Linked DNA regions of Mus musculus: region 2 is linked to region 1. The links are chromatin loops, found by intact Hi-C in ENCODE. Cell type or tissue: gastrocnemius. All regions are shown on one strand.

What was found. Hi-C counts contacts between places; a loop is a spot of excess contacts. Peaks named below come from ENCODE experiments on the same cell type or tissue, not always from the same donor. Only the 100,000 strongest peaks of a DNase experiment are listed, where the experiment ranks them.
Region 2: it touches region 1 in a loop (2.2-fold over the local background); 4 of 42 quality-filtered maps call a loop at or near these places.

What each region holds. Positions count from the first base shown.
Region 1 is chr1:50,957,772-50,965,771 of GRCm38, forward strand. The region is part of intron 4 of Tmeff2 (transmembrane protein with EGF-like and two follistatin-like domains 2); the gene reads left to right. Among named protein-coding and RNA genes, the nearest start is that of Tmeff2, 34 kb to the left of the region's middle. In gastrocnemius, a CTCF peak has its summit at 4,702 (motif pointing right); DNase peaks (open chromatin) are centred at 1,277 and 4,712; H3K4me3 peaks cover 606 bases; H3K27ac peaks cover 1,364 bases.
Region 2 is chr1:51,150,983-51,158,982 of GRCm38, forward strand. All of the region lies in intron 7 of Tmeff2 (transmembrane protein with EGF-like and two follistatin-like domains 2), which reads left to right. Among named protein-coding and RNA genes, the nearest start is that of Cavin2, 130 kb to the right of the region's middle. In gastrocnemius, no CTCF peak of the experiment used is centred here; no DNase peak of the experiment used is centred here; H3K4me3 peaks cover 367 bases; H3K27ac peaks cover 1,121 bases.

The DNA.
Region 1 (8,000 bases):
GCTGGGTATGGGTGCCTGCCCTTAAGTGTACTTAATATTCCCAGTGAGACACCAGTAAAAGATATTATAATTATTATTATTTCGCAAGCTTGTATCAGTTGGAGAAAGCTTCCTGGGGAGGATGAAGACTCATAAGCACTTCCCTGTCTGGACACTGGGACCCCATCCAGCTTGAACCTGTGCAGGCCCATGTGTGCTGCCGCTGTCTCTGTGAGTTCATATGTTTAAACCTGGCATGGTAGCACAGGCCTAAAGTCCCAGCATTCTGAAAGATGAGAATAAAGACGTCACATCTGAGAGCCACACAGGAGCATAGAGACATTCTATTTGAGTAAACAAAAACTGAAAGGAATCAATAATCATTGCACACTTTGGACAGCACTACTCCTGCTCCAACCATTTGTTTTCTGGCTGCTGTGTTCTAAGTAGAGTCCTCTCTGCCACAGTGGGTTCCAGAGCATGTGGAGACATGAATAGCTGGCCTGCCTACTGACAGTGCCACTTAAGCTTCAGAGAAAAGGTATTTTAAGTTAGAATTTTGAAATTTAATTCCTATACAGAAATATTCTTACAACAGAAATAATTCTCCTTTTTCTAGATATTTCACAAAAGTTTACTTGTCTTTGTGCAGATTTGTGGGGCAATTCTCCTCTGATGATATTGTAGAAATCAGGTATGAAGGAGGGTGTGAAGTGGTAATATGAGCAGGAGGCATACAAACATTTTATATTTTAGCCAAAATTCACATTCAGAGCTATTTAGTTACACGCAACATATTTGTAGTTTTTATTTTTTAACTCTTTTAGCCAGTAATCAAGAAGTCCATCTGACAAAACATGTTAGAAACACTGCCCATAGCATCAGGAAAAAGAAGCCAGTGTCTTCATTAGCAAAACAGCTGTACACAATGACACCCATGACATTCTGGATCAAGACTCTGAAGACCTGAACTTACACAAGAGGCTCTGTTATTCTACACAGTGTTCCAAATATATTTGTTTATTCCAAAATTTGCTTTTATTTACTTATGTATCTGTCTTGGTAAGGGGAGAGAGCTCCTGCTCCACTTCCCCTCTCAACCCTGGGACCCTGTCTAGTTGAAACCTATGTATATCCACACTTGCTGCCATAGTCTCTGAGTAGCACATAGATGTGTGCTTGTATATGTTTTACTTTGAGGTCAACAATGTCAGGCATCTTCAGTTGCTCCCCACTTCAGTTTTTCAGTCTCTTAGTGAACCTGGAGTTTGCCAATTCAGTTAGAGTGACCTGTGGGCAAAGGCCCAGGAATCTCCCTCCATCTGCCTCTTTCGATCTAGTCTTTTGGAATGAGATCAGGGACACATCCCTTAACAAACTTAGCCATATCTCCAGCTCCAAGGCTTTTCCTCCAAATGTAGATATATCTTCCTGTTATTTTCTGAATAGTGTTTATCACTAAATATCTCAAAATTAAAAGTAGTATTCCTAACATTCTTAGTATACAGAATTTATAGTTAATGAAAATGAAATGACTTTTGAAAAACCTTCTAATTTTTGTGTCTCTAGTATAATACCATGTGGAAGAAAAATACAATGGTTATTTAATACTTCTTGAAGTTATTGGGATGGCAAAAGTGTAAATAAAAAAGTGCTCCAAATGTTGCAGCCGCCAGCAGCTCGCAACATGAACGGTTCGACTGAGAAGGCTACTCGAGCTGTAAGAGAGGAATCTAGACGGGGCGAAAGAAGAAACGGAGCCAAGACAAATTCATTCTGATCAAAGCTCAAATTTTATTCTTGGGACACTAGTTATAAAGGAAGGGAGAGGGGACCTGATTCCCGCCGAATAATCTCGGGTCCAGTAGAAAGGTGCACGTGTGTGGCTCCTCAGGTTCCAGCAGTGGGCGTGGCAGAACGAATGAGCAGGAAGCTCCACCCCGAGCAAGCAGGTTTCAGGCTGGGGGAGGGGAGACTACATCCAAATAGTATGTTAATATTAAGCATGATACCATACCTTCAGATTGGGCAAGTAAAAACACATGGGTGCATATTATGGTCTGATTATTTATAGTCGTGTATTAAGTAATTGGCATGATTCTTCAGGGAACATAGATCATCTCTATTTTCGATGGTTAAAAGAAGAGGCACAACAGTATTTGTTAAACATTTTCATATGTTGTGAGGAACAAAGCTAGCTTCCTTGGGCTCTGAAATTTCTTTTTACTTCATTGTTTCATGTGTAGGTTGTTGCCATAAGTTGGGAAATTAAAATAGAATGTTGCAATATTTCATATTAAGCATTATTAATGTGATTGGGAGTAGTTATTACTATTAAATAGATTTTCATAAATCAGCAAATTTGTGTGATGTGACTTGGACATAAGAATGCATGGAAGGACACACATACACACACAATCTGGTAGTATTATTGATTATATAATATGCATTCTATTTTTCTTTGTACTTTCTTCGTATTGGTGACATTGGCTATGCCATACTTTGTGCCAACCAAGTTTAAGAGACAAGAAAAAACTCTGAGTAAGAATACTTCAGAGAGTAACAACTAGTTTACAGAAAATAAAACAGGTGCTATAAGACAAAGTATCTCTCTTGGGAGAAAAAATTCAATTTTATTATGAGAAAGAGAAATAGCAGGTAAAGGTACAGAAGCAGGATGCTCCCGACAAATGCCAAGTCCCTACGTGTAGTCACCTGTATTCCATGCCCTGTAGTCTTGGGCATTTGGATACTTAGTTCCTAATTGGTGCATCCTTGGGCTAAGTCCTAGTTGTGGTGTGTCCTAGGTCCTAAGAGGTGTGTCCTTGTTGGAAGAGGTATGTCACCAGAAAGAGAGTTCAGACCTATGCCCACTCAGGTATGCTCTCTCTGCTTCCTGCTTTCTCTGCCTCCTGCATCTGTGCTGCACTCCTCTCATGGATTCTTCTCCTTCTGGAATTGTATTTCTCAGTAAAGTCCCTTCTGTACGTTGCCTTGGTCACAGTGTCTTATCATGGTCATAGAGAAGTAACTAATACACTCTGCGAGCTCCTTGGGAAATACAGGGCAGAGGGAGTTCAGCACCACAGCACTTGACCAGAAAACCCTCAGCTGAGTCGTAAAAAAAATTTGTATTTTCACCAGGGTCATTAAAATGTTTTAAGGGCAATCTTTTTTTTTTAATATGTTTAAAATACTGTTCAGGCCTCCAGGTGGAGAATAAATTGTATGTGAAGCAAAATTGAAGCAAGATACTAACACAAAGATTGCCACAGTGGAACAAGGCAGAGTGAGTCCACACAACCTGAGTGTTGGTCAAAGGGCCAGTGAGGTGGTAACAAATACTTTCTGTCCATTTAGATGCTAGTATGGGTGTGAACAAGTGTTACTTGCCAAAGTAAGGAAGAACATGGATAGTCAGGAGGTAGATACATGAGGATCAAGTTCACATCACTATCCAAGTCTGTGCAATGAGTCTTTGCCTGACTCAGAACAAAAGAAAAGTATGTGGAAAGGGTAGGAAGGATGTCAATAGCGTCTTTATCTCATCCATGTTCGTCACAAATCAACATTACTGGTTTAATTTTAAAACACAAATATACTTCATAAAGAGCACCATTTTAAGAACCAAAGCCCTCGTGCTGAGCCCAATATACTCATCGAAGGCAATTTTCTCAGACTTTGAGATGCAAACACACTGACGTGCTTAGGAGTTTTCAGTTGGTTGCTTTTCAATAAAGCCTGTGTAGTCTGACGTTTTTGTTTTTCATTTACTCCTTGAAATTTATCATCAACAGTTTCAGCATCATCCCCGGTATGGCAGTAAAAGGTAAAATACAATAACAGGGAACTCAGTAATTTGGCTTTTAAATGGCTTTATGCATTTATGTGCTATGTAGGCTATGTAGCAGATTGTGATAACAGAATCAGTTATAATCAAAGTGCAGCCGTACAAATATAGCAGACACCTTGGAACAGCTCCCTTTGTTGATCGAGACAGAGCAGGAGTGCCATCTTACACTATATTTTCTCTATAACAGCATAGCAGCCTCAACACCTTTGTTGCGTTTCCGTTGTGCTGCTATTGCGAATGTCCCCACAGTAGCACTTTACCTGTATTTATCATTGATTCTTGCACATTGAATTTTCTGCTCTGCGGACAACTAATTTGAGTGGCTTGAAGTATAAAACTTACAGCTTTCCCCTTCATTGTCCCAGTTCACATAACAATATAGAAGTCATTTCCCAGTGCAGAAAACCCCAAGGCCCTCAGACTTTGTTCAGCCTCCGTGGTGCTACATAATTTATTTTATTTCTCTGAAGCCTGCAGCGTTTCTTATGTGCTGTTAAGGGAGGGGATCCATTGTCAGTGTGTAAGCATCACTTCAATTAAGCTCTGCTGGCTTCTCTGTCTGCATGCGAATGTGAACTTGGTTGTCTTGAGAATGACAGTTGTTTATTTTACTCATGGGTGTCTGATGCTGGGTGGGGACTTACAGGTTGACTCAAATATTTATAAACATGTCTTTTGCTGTCTTTCGTGGAGACTATTCTAAAGTTAGGGGAGGTGCTTTTTATATTTTGTTGATTGTTTTTGGTTCTCACAAACTCCTTTAGCTTTCTCTTCTCTTGAATTCTAAATTGCAATTCTTGTTTTATCCAGCTAGTCCCAGAAACTATAACCTGGTTTGATTCCTGAAGTGGGAATAATGTTGTACCAGTAGGGGGAGCTCACACCATGCCTATTTTATGGGTTGGTTTGAAGTTAATTTTGTGGCTTTGTATCCTTAAGGGTGGAGCCGGTTTCACTTTAAAGCCAACAGTTTCTGGGGTTTGGAATATAAGTTATTTCTTCCAGTTGAAAAGTTAAAATAATCTGAAGTTGTAAATCTTAAGTGCGTTAACAGTTTAAGTCTTTAGCTAACGAATCGTCATACTGTGGTTGAAGTTTTCAGATTGCTGAAATGTAGAAGCTTTAAAATATACTAAAAGTTCTCTTTCTTTGTGTACATCCTCAAATCACTTCCTTCCAGGAACAGTGACCACAGGACTCGGGCTGAACACTTTTTGTGCTGATGACTGTAAGTCAGCATAAACAAGGCAGTTGCTAACCATGGTTGTGGATGTAAATGTGAGCTTAGTTTTTTCATAGATATCCCTGGAGGGATAGATACTTGGGGCTATCCATATTTCTCACTAAATTTGCATAGAATGGAGTTGGAAAGGCATACAGATCTCAACTAGCTCTGTGCTACTCAAGTCAGCAAAGGACTCAGAGCCAGTATCATTCCAATACCTTTTCTTTCCCAAGTTTGTTATTTTTGACTCTCCTTTGAGATGTTAGCAATTTTCCAAATTCTGCCTGAAATTTCAGTCTCTAAGATGGTGAACACCAAACACCTCTTCATATAATACGTTTCTGCAGGCATCTAATGTGACCTCAGAAAATGGAAAAGGGAGTAGCATCTTCTCTTTGTTCCTTTTCTCCACTCTTGAACATCTGTCTAATGTCATGCATAAGGATGCCCAAGACTCTGCTCTGCCCACAGCAAACTCATGATTCAGAGACTGTACCATTCAGTGAATTGGGAGAAGGAAGGTTCCAGCGTGTGTTTTCTTCATCAGAATAAGAGATCACAGTTGTCTCCAGACTAGCCCATGAATTTGACTTTCAAAGCATCCCTGAGTCAAGACAGCTGACTAATTGCTAACATTATGCCTCATAAATCTGAAAGTCTGGACTAGAAAGTGTGCGATGCCTGCCTCTTGATGGACATTAGTTATGAAATCACCTCTGTCATAGAATTTTCATCTAAATCACTGTGCTGTTTCATAGGTTACATGTGGTTGGAACCCTGGTGTAGAAGAGGGAGAGATAATGGAGAGAAGAAGATGAGGTGAGGTAGAAGAGGCTATTGAAAGTCGGAGAAAGGTTCTCAGGCATTTGCGCGTTTCCTCCGGGTGAACGCCACAATTGTCTAGCAATTTCCTAGCAATAAAATAGCTGTCCTGTGGTTGATGAGCCTTTAGCATGACAGCGTGATGACCTTAGCCTGGATTCTCGGATTTTAATAGCTCTGTGGTTCCCATAGGGTGAAGCTCTTTGCTCATTGCTTTCTTTGGCTTAGACTTTCTTCTCTGTCAGTGATCCTCCTGTGTACTGTTACCTCATTAGTGCTTGATTCCTAGAGCATCATCACTGCTACAATGTCTCTTTCTGTATCACACATTTATTTTAGATGGCATAAATTTAACAAAACAAGTTGTTCTGTGGACCCTGTAATCTTACAGGAGCATATCTATCACAGCAATGCACAGAGTCTAGGAAATCACAGATCATACCTGGCTTCAACTCCAGAACCCCTGGCCTTGTAGAACAACCACATTTAGGGTCCTACACATGATTTGGCATTTGTAATAAAATACATTTCTTTTCTAACGAAGTCTCATTCATTCTACATGTTTGAGTTCCACAAAAATTTAGATCTATTATTAAGTTTGGTGTCTGAATATTTTCCTCCCTCCACTGCCCTGCTGCTGTTCTAGTGGCTGTGGTTATGTGGTTCTGTGGGGAATCTACTAATGATCCTTCGGTTAAATATATTTTAGTTTCCCAGGCAGTTCCTTAGTTCAGCATTGTACCAGAGGTCAAGCTGAGTGGCTTTAATAGCTTTGTCAATAAATCTTACAAAATGTAGTATCTTAAACCTATATCACTTATATAGAAATTATAATATAGATATTACAGCAAAATACTCAAAACATGAGCAGTATTTGCACCAAACAAAATGGTATTACAAACCATTAATAATACTTATCAGGTAACTCATATCTTAGCCTTAGCTGTTGGGTTGATGTTAAGCTCTTGTGAAGTCACTCAGTGCTTTGTGAAACCTTCAGTTCCCAGATTCATTAGATTGCTTGGCTTCAGGAATGTAAGGCTCTTAGTGTTTTAGAGAGCAGTTCAAACACAGCATCTTGACGTGATCTTGGGAGACTGTGGCAAGAAGATGGCAAGTTTAAGGCCAAACTGAACTGGATAACAAAACCCTACCTCAAAATAAATCAAAACAGAGAAGAAGCAAGCCAAAAAAAAAAAAAAATTCCTTTCCCAAGGCAGTGGCATTATATAAAGACTCTGCCTGCTGATCTCTTGCCAGCCATGGAGCCTGTGCACTACTGCAGAGGCAATGCAGATACAGTGACTTCATTTGGGTTTATTGCATACCATTAAGTATCCTTTCAGAATGCAAAAATTTAAGTTCTTAGTTCAGACTTATATGTCTCCAAAAAAACCAATTTAGCTAGTGACTGTCATTCATGAATTGTACAGTTGGTAGACTAGGCCTTTGTTCAAGTTCTGGGAATAGAGAAGTGAAAAAGCTAACAATTATGATAGTGTGTTGGAATCTGGTGAAGTAGGGCAATGAGGTCAAAGACACTGGAAGAGGAACAAAGACCATCAAATTATTTACTTTATTTTATTGAAACAGATATACAAAGTTTTAGTACAAAGCAGCAGGGATAGGCAGTTGCTCAAAGGGATTCCTATAACAGCACTTTGAATTATCATATTTTATTAAATGGGAGGGCCAGGTCAGCTATGCAATTGCATAAACTGAACATGAAATCATTAAAGATTAAGTCTTCTGTTATTCATATGGGTGTCACACGCATAGCAAAAGTAGCACATTTAATTCCCAGAATCACTGGTTCATCGTAAAGATGAGTCATGTTGAACTAAAGGGACCATATTTTAATGAACCAGTCTGGATACTGAAGCTCAACTCTGCTTAGCAGCAGACAGCCTGGGGAACAGGAGACAATCTATTTTTCAAATGAAAAATTAGTCCCCAATGCTGTCCTTCTGTCTTAATTTCCTTCTTAGCACTCTGTGCATTCTTCCTTCTTATACTCCCTCTTGCCTTGGGGTTTCCTTAAAAACAAACCATAGACACAGAACATTTTCCATTCTTCTGGGTGGGATTCCCCGTGTGGCATTTGTTAACCAATGAGCACCA
Region 2 (8,000 bases), 190 kb after region 1:
TACTTTATATTATGATCTGTGGACAGCATGCTGCCTTGCTCCTTCTGAGTCTACCTTCAGAGTCCACAGTCCACAAAAGTGTCTTAGGAATGAGCAAGTGCAGCTCAGCCTGATGCAGCGGAACTGAGGAGACCTGTGGAGTAACGTGGCCCACAATAAGGGCGGCCAAAATGTTGTCTTGCTTTTTGGTTTGGTTTGGTTTGGTTTTGGTTTGGGGTTTTGTCAGTACCAGGTTTACCTGACAGAGAAGAGAAAAGAGCATTGTGAAGGTGGGGGGCGGGGCTTGAAAGCCAAGGAAGGTTGATGAACTAGAGGGTTCCAAGACTGGCACGGGGTTTGATGCCTCTGTGATATGGCATGGAGGAGAGGGCAAAATAAAGGTAAGCAGAAATGGTGGTTTGTAGGTGAGCCAAGCCTCCATCATTATTCGTAATAAATGTGTAAATATATTCTTTGGTAGGGGGCTATAATTTAAAAAAATAAGGAAAACCAACCGGGCATAGGGAAGAAAGGAACACAAGGCAAGGCAGATGAAGAAAGCCTGGTAGAATAAAGAAGATTGGCTGTGTTGTTGTTGATAACAGAGAAGAAAATGTATTTTAGGTGGACTTAGGATGTATGTTTACCAGATTTGCTGTCTAGATGTGAATGCCTGTATGTGGACAAAATAGTGAATCACATCTGATGTGTTCCTTTGGATGCATCAACACAGAGATGGACCTGAGGGTCTGCAAGGAGAAGAAAGGAAAATGATGATGTGGTGACCCTCCAAGGGAGGCTGAAGCTGAAGGATTGATAAATGCCTTAAAGAAATTCATAAGGAGGATAAATGCCTTAAAGAGATTGTAACTTTGTTAGCTATTTGTGCTAATGAGAACATTAGAGAATGTTTTAAACGAGTTCTAGCAAAGGTGGCCCCAGAAAAATAAACAGGGACCTGTGGGTGGTAAAGAAGAGTCCTGGAAGCTAATAGAGGTGGGATCCTCAGAAGCTCCTGTCATTGGCTTCTCCCCTGTGTCCTGTTTCATGTTTTTGTCTCTAGAATAAAATAAGTGCTCATTTCATTTTAAGTGTTAGGCCTAAAAATATCCCTTTTGTTCTAAAGCTTGCTTTTATGTACAATTATGTCTATAACTTACTATCTGTCGTGGCTGTTCTCTGTGTGTGGAGCCAGAGCCCCCCCCCCCCCCTTTGCCTTCACACTGTTGCAGTGAGCCTGCTGAGATCTCCCAGTAGCCTGTGCCTGCATTCCAGACATTCTGCAAATGGCATGCTTTAGTTTTCCCAGTCTCTTTAATGTGAACAGAATTTTGTTTGTGCATTTGTGGTTTACCTTTTATTCCTTGTCTTCTTTAGTTATCATTCAAAGTCCATGAGGGCAGGAAAGCCATCCTGTTCCCTATTATAAATGTGGCACCTAGAAAAGCGCCTGATGCATGGTCAGCACCTTACAACTATTCCATCAAGACCAGGGGTCATTGCTCTAGAAGCAGAAGTCCTCATATAAAAGTAACCTCCTCTTGTTTTCCTCTTATGACATTTTTACCTGTATTAATAAAATTTCAAAAATTTTTTGTGAAAAGCTACACAAACAGAAGATGTATAGGTGTGTGTATCATAAATTTATAGATACTTTTTTTTAACTCCTCAAAAAAGAAAAAGAAAAAAACTAATGGATTCCAGTTTGGGAGTTTAATTTCTCATCTCTTCTGGACATTTAAAAACACTTTAAGAACAAACTTTTATAGGGAATTTAATTCTGAACATTGCTTTGGAAGTAATAGGAAAGACTGTTTACTGAAAGGGGAAGAAAGAGACCTTCATATGCAAATGTCTGGCATTTGAAAATGTCATATAGCTACATCTACATATAAATAAGATGCTCTCTGAATTCCAGGGAAGGGAGACTTTGTATAGCATTAGCCAATTTCTATATCACAGTAAAGTGAAACTAATAAAGCAGCAATGGGTCAAGAAGTGGGGGAGAGAGCAAATCTCCACTACCTCTAACAGCAGCAGCACTCCGGGTCAAAGACCAAGCAGACAGAATCCGAGCCCTGATGAAATCAAATCCTACGCGCTTGAAGGATAATGGAGAGCAGCCAGCTAGAAGAAAAGGGACACAGATCAGGTCTTGACAACTCCCTATCACGTACTTGCTCTCCTTCTAAATATTGACATGGAAACCAAAGTCCTCTGAGATCTTTTCTCTCCAGGCTGAGAGATGTTTTTCTTAACATGAAGTTCTAAAGGTTGAACAACAAACAAAACAAACAACATCAAAAACAAATAAACAAACAAACAAAATTCCACTTTGACATCTTTCCAATTTCATATGTATTCCACTGCCTTCTAATATAGTGCTCCCTGACTATAGTGGAGTCACAGGGGGAAATGATTAATAACATAATTTATGTTACTTTTACTGACCATTTATTTCATGGAGTCCTTGTAGAACTTGTACCAGCGAGAACTGACTGGAGTCTATCAGCCAGAGCCTGTACCAAAATTTAATTTTAGGTACTAAGATAAGTAGACCAAAGCCAACCCTGGCTCCTACACAAGGTAATTTATACAGGAGCTGGTGCTGAGAGAACTAGCCTCGAGAAGGATAACTGAAGGCAAATGCTTGAATTTTAGGGTAGAAATCTATTTTAGTAAGCTTAAGTTAGCAGCAATAGGGAAGAAAAGAGAAAAATCCAATTGTCAAAGAAAACCAACAAATGAGGGTTGTCCTAAAAATGGATCAGTATAATCGTTACCTTCCTGTTGAATATAGAAAACTGTTTGGCAACTTACTAGTGTTTCTCTTTGAAATAACCATTCAATAAAAAAGTTATTATCACCATGGAAAATATTTTAAATGTAGAACCAGAAAGTTGAAGAACCTCATCTGGGGACATCTTCTGTTGGAGAAGTTGAGAATATGTACAAATAGTGTTCTCTCTAGCTAGAGAGAAGTCTCATTGGCCCCTACCACTCCTGCCTGCATTGGGGCAGAAAGAGTAACAGGAAAAGAGAGAAATGCACATTGGATACATCTGAAAATACACAGTCCCTTGTGGCAGATATTAAAGGAGCCAAAGCAAGTCCCTAATGAGGATTAAAAATATCATATCAAAGAACATGTTTCAAAAACTAAAAAAGGAAAAAGAAGTGGAGAAAAATTTGTTGACTTTCTGCTAAAATGTGCTGACATGTGGGGATATTTATGTTTTTCTGAACATCTGGTGCATATTAGTATGTTTTTATTCACAATCCTCAATTATTAATAAAAAAGGAAAGCTGAATAATTAGGACACACTGCCACAATAAATGAATATCATGCATGTCTCTTCCCACTGCATAGACTCTCACCATACCATTAAAAAACATAGTTATTTTTAAGTAGAAGAATCAGTATATTATCTTATTATAACAAATTTCTATCAGAATAGACCATATTGAGTCAGCAACACATGAATCTAAGAGGTTGGATTATATTTCAAATCATGATCATTATTATTAATAATGATCCACATTATACTTTTAATAATGGCTAAAGTTTGAAGAACAACCTAAACTTGATATATACTTGCTTTGCCAAGATGGAATTCTATTTCTTTAATAAGACTTTATGGAGCAGAGAAGATTTTATTAGAGAGAATGGCACCATCACTTTTGGCTCCTTTGTAGCCTGTCAAATTGAAGTTATCACTATCTACTTTATAAATTTTGGTTAACCTTCATTTCCTATTAAGGATTGCATCAGCTACTTGTGGCTATTTTAAGAACCCACTACTGAATATAACTGAGTCCTTTCCATCAATTGCAGGTAGCCAGCAGTGACACATAGTCCAAGAGTGGTGAAGGCTAGGACAAGTCTGGCAGTAGACAGCAGGTTGTCCATAAATGATCACAGAACTCTGGTAGCAGACCACTTTATTAGCTCTTCTTTCCGGGCACTCACACCACACACCCTGCCTTCATCTCTTTGTCTGTGTGCAGAGATATAGCTAATTACCCTGAGCCCTGCTTAATCTCACATGATTTCTTATAGATTCGTACACTATTCTAACATCAAATAACCCTGCTTCTCATTTGGCAAACTCTTGTTCCAGTTTGCATGTCATCTTTGCCCCATGAAGGATGATGTGTTGAACAGACACATTTACTTGCCAAGTGCTGTATGCTATGCCAACGTGTACCAATGCATACCTACATCTAAAATCTCACTCATTTAAAACAGCTATAAAGAGCTGAGTACTATGGATAAGAACTTGCCTATAGTCACAGTGCTGAGAGAAAAAGATGAGAAGGCCAAGCAAACTCCCCAAACATTTTCAGGAGGTACTGCTAATCTGGAGGGTAGCATAAAGGGTTTCATTGCAGCATGTTCATACATTTGCATCGTAGTCTTTTTCGATTACTCTGTTCATGCACTGCCTTCCCTGTCCCCCTGCTCACTGTGTCTGGTTTCTCTCCTCCCTTTCTACTTTCACATCGCTTGTATTGCATTACCCCCATCCCCCATAGTACTTCCTGCTACCTGCCCAGTTGCTGTTTGGATCCTCGAATGAAACACATGCACACGCACATGCAAACACACACACACACACACACACACACACACACACACATACATTAGCTTATTTTGAAATTCCTCCCTTGTCTAGCATGCTTTTCTCTCCAGTACTCCTGACTCAACACCTCCTAAATCTACTTTTAACTTTGCTGCCCTATTACCTTCTGTGAAGCCCATTGTGTTTTGCTACTCAAGACACTTCTTGGCAGCCCTTCCTGGGGCAGCTTCCCTTTCCTCCTAGGTTTCACATGATCTTCCCTCTGCAGCCCTAAATCTGATCTCTCTCTCTCTCTCTCTCTCTCTCTCTCTCTCTCTCTCTCTCTCTCTCTCTCTCTCTCTCTCTCTGCAATTATCCTTCTCCTCCTCTCTGCATCCTAGCCTGTGCAACTCTACGGGCCCTACCTCATCTCTCTTTGCCCTACTATTGGCTGCTGGCTTCTTTTTTGATTGAGCACAAACCAATCGGGGACAAGAACCTTTAGCATTTGGACACACAGATTCCCTATTAAATCAAAACATTAGAACCAATCTCAAATAATCCACTCTTCCTCCTGCTCCACTAAAACTTATGCCTTCTTTCTCATAACATTCACTTCTAGTTTTCTCCTTTTCCCCATGTCATAAGCTCATATTTATGCATACATGCACATATATATAATTTTAAATCTCGGTTCCATGTATAAGAGAAGCCATGTACTATTGGTTTATTACACTTAACATGGTGACTTCTAGTTCCACCCATTTTGTTCACGTGTAGTTGTCTTTTTTGATTGCATGAAATTTCATTATGCATATAGACCACTACATCTGTTGATAGATATCTCTGCAGGTATTTTTCCTGATGTTGAGAATCTTGCAATAGGTTTCTGCTTTTTAACATTCGTAAGCTGAGGCCTTCTGTTCCTCACCTTCACCTCAGAAACGCAGTAAGAGTCCTTCTATGACCAACATGGGCTTCCTGTTTTCATTCTAGAGATGACAAAACAGCTACAAAGGTACTCATGAATTTCCTCATCTCCTACTACAAATAAAGAGGGACACGGGCTTCTGAACTCAGAACAGGAGATTATAATTTCATTCACAAGAAAAACTTCTCTCAGGGTTGCAAGACTTGACTATCTATTAGCACATTCTCCTACTCACAAAGTGTATCATTGCATATTAATAGACTAGAGAAAACATTCCTTATGTATAAAATTTCCTAGCCAGTGCTACAAAATACTCAGACAGTTAAATATAAGATTGTACATAAGGCTCTTCCAGCTTAAACTATGCTCTTAATTTCTTTGGAACACTATAGCCTAAAAGATGATGAAGGGCCTTCATGGGTCCAGCCTGATGTGGTAGAAAGTCATGTGGTATATGAGACTCCATACAGCTGTTCCTGTGTTAGGCAAACCTCATCTTCTCTGTATAATACTAATCATCTCTGTCCATTGTTCCAAACTGCAGACAATGGGCTCTACATCAATATTATTAGCCTAAAAGTGCTCTGGAAATTCAAAACATGGCAGAAATTCTAACTTTCCAATGCCACTAGCCACACTTGGACTTTCCAAATACAACATCTATTTCTTCTCTTCCACTATCCTCCTTTCTCATTCTCTTCCTTGCTCTCCATCTCCCTCTTGACACATCAGCAGAAGAAACTCTGTACAAGGCTGTGAGGGGAACAGGCAAAGGTCTGAATTTTTAAAAGTTGAGGCACAATGCTGAGTTTTTTGATTATAAGAAATTCTTAATGAATAATGAAAATCTCTGGATCTACTAAATCTAAACAAATAAGAATAAAAAACTTAAAGTCAAAGAGTTCACCATTACTTTTCAGGTCAACAAAAATTACTTGAAACTCATTTTTTAGTTAGTATATATATTTCAAGGTAAAAGCAGGTTTATTATAGAAATCTAAACCTCATAGATTTCTATAATAAACCTCTGATGAATCTCTTTCTAGGCTTTTTATATTTTTCACATACTATTTGTGTACATATTCATTTCTGTACATATATGTAGATATGTATATGTGTTTCTATGTAGTGCATATAGGTATGTGTATATGCATATGTAGATGGGTATATGTGTATATTTATATGTTTATGTATGTGTGTATGCATGTACACTTGAGTGCATGTGTGATGTATGTATGTGTATATGTGTATGCATATTCATAGGTAAGCATACCTGTGAATGTATGTACTGGAACTGGGATCCAACTTGAGTGCCATTGTATTAGTTAGGGTTTTACTGCTGTGAACAGACAACATGACCAAGGCAAGTCTCATAAAAAAAAAAAAAAAACATTTAATTGGGGCTGGCTTACAGGTTCAGAGGTTCAGTCCATTATCATCAAGGTGGGAGCATGGCAGTATCCAGGCAGGCATGGCTCAGGAGGAGCTGAGAGTTCTATGTCTTCATCCAAAGGCTGCTAGAGGAAGACTGACTTCCAGGCAACTAGTGTGAGGATCTTATGCCCACACCCACAGTGACACACCCATTCCAACCAGGTCACACCTATTCCAACAAGGCCACACCTCCAGATGGTGCGACTCCCTGGTCTAAGGATATACAAACAATCACAGCCATCAAATCTTATATTTTTTTCTGGTTGAATAATATTTTATCCTTCTGTTACACTGAAATTTAGTATTGTTATTAAATGTTAGATAATTTTACTTTTAGGTGATGTATTTAATGTTAGTAATAACTCTGCCTACACTTGAGGCTTTTAATTCACAGACTTCAACAGTGTGTAGCATATTCTGTCCTAATAATGACATCTTAAGTGCTGTATCTTCTCTACTAAACACTGAGCAGATAAAGTCTGTTGTGGCTTTCTAACAGCCGCAGTTCTTCCTTGACAAGTGTAAAAGCTGATCACAGTGAGCCTGCCACCTCAGTTCCCTAGAAGCAGATCTCAGTCATGGCCTGAGGTAAAGCCCCTGAAAACCGGAATGGGAAAGGCAGGGTAGGGGGAAGGAAGGGGGAACTAAACAATGTGTACATAGTCTAAAATAAACAAATCCTAAAAGTGTGTGTGTATATATATATATACACTTTTAGAATATATATATAATGTTTTGACAGTTTTCTTTAGGCTGTAAAATTTGAGTTCTTTCTTTTGTTCTTTTACTATCTATGTATTTTTCCTATTGTCACCTCAATGTGAATTGCTTTTATAATGAAAAATATCCAATATGCTTTATTTTTTAAGAAAAATATAGAACTAAGCAATTTAGCTCTCTCGGGAAACCAAATTCTTCATATTGAATGGTACAGTTTCTATTAGCCAGTGAAACACCTATGGTTATGACTCTACCTGCGGATTCAAGTGGAGTAGTAAGGCAATCTCAAGGATCTCTCCAGGCAAAGGAATACTTCTGTCTCAATTATCTGAACCTTCAGACAAAATTGTTTTCTGGGCTGAAATTATCCACAT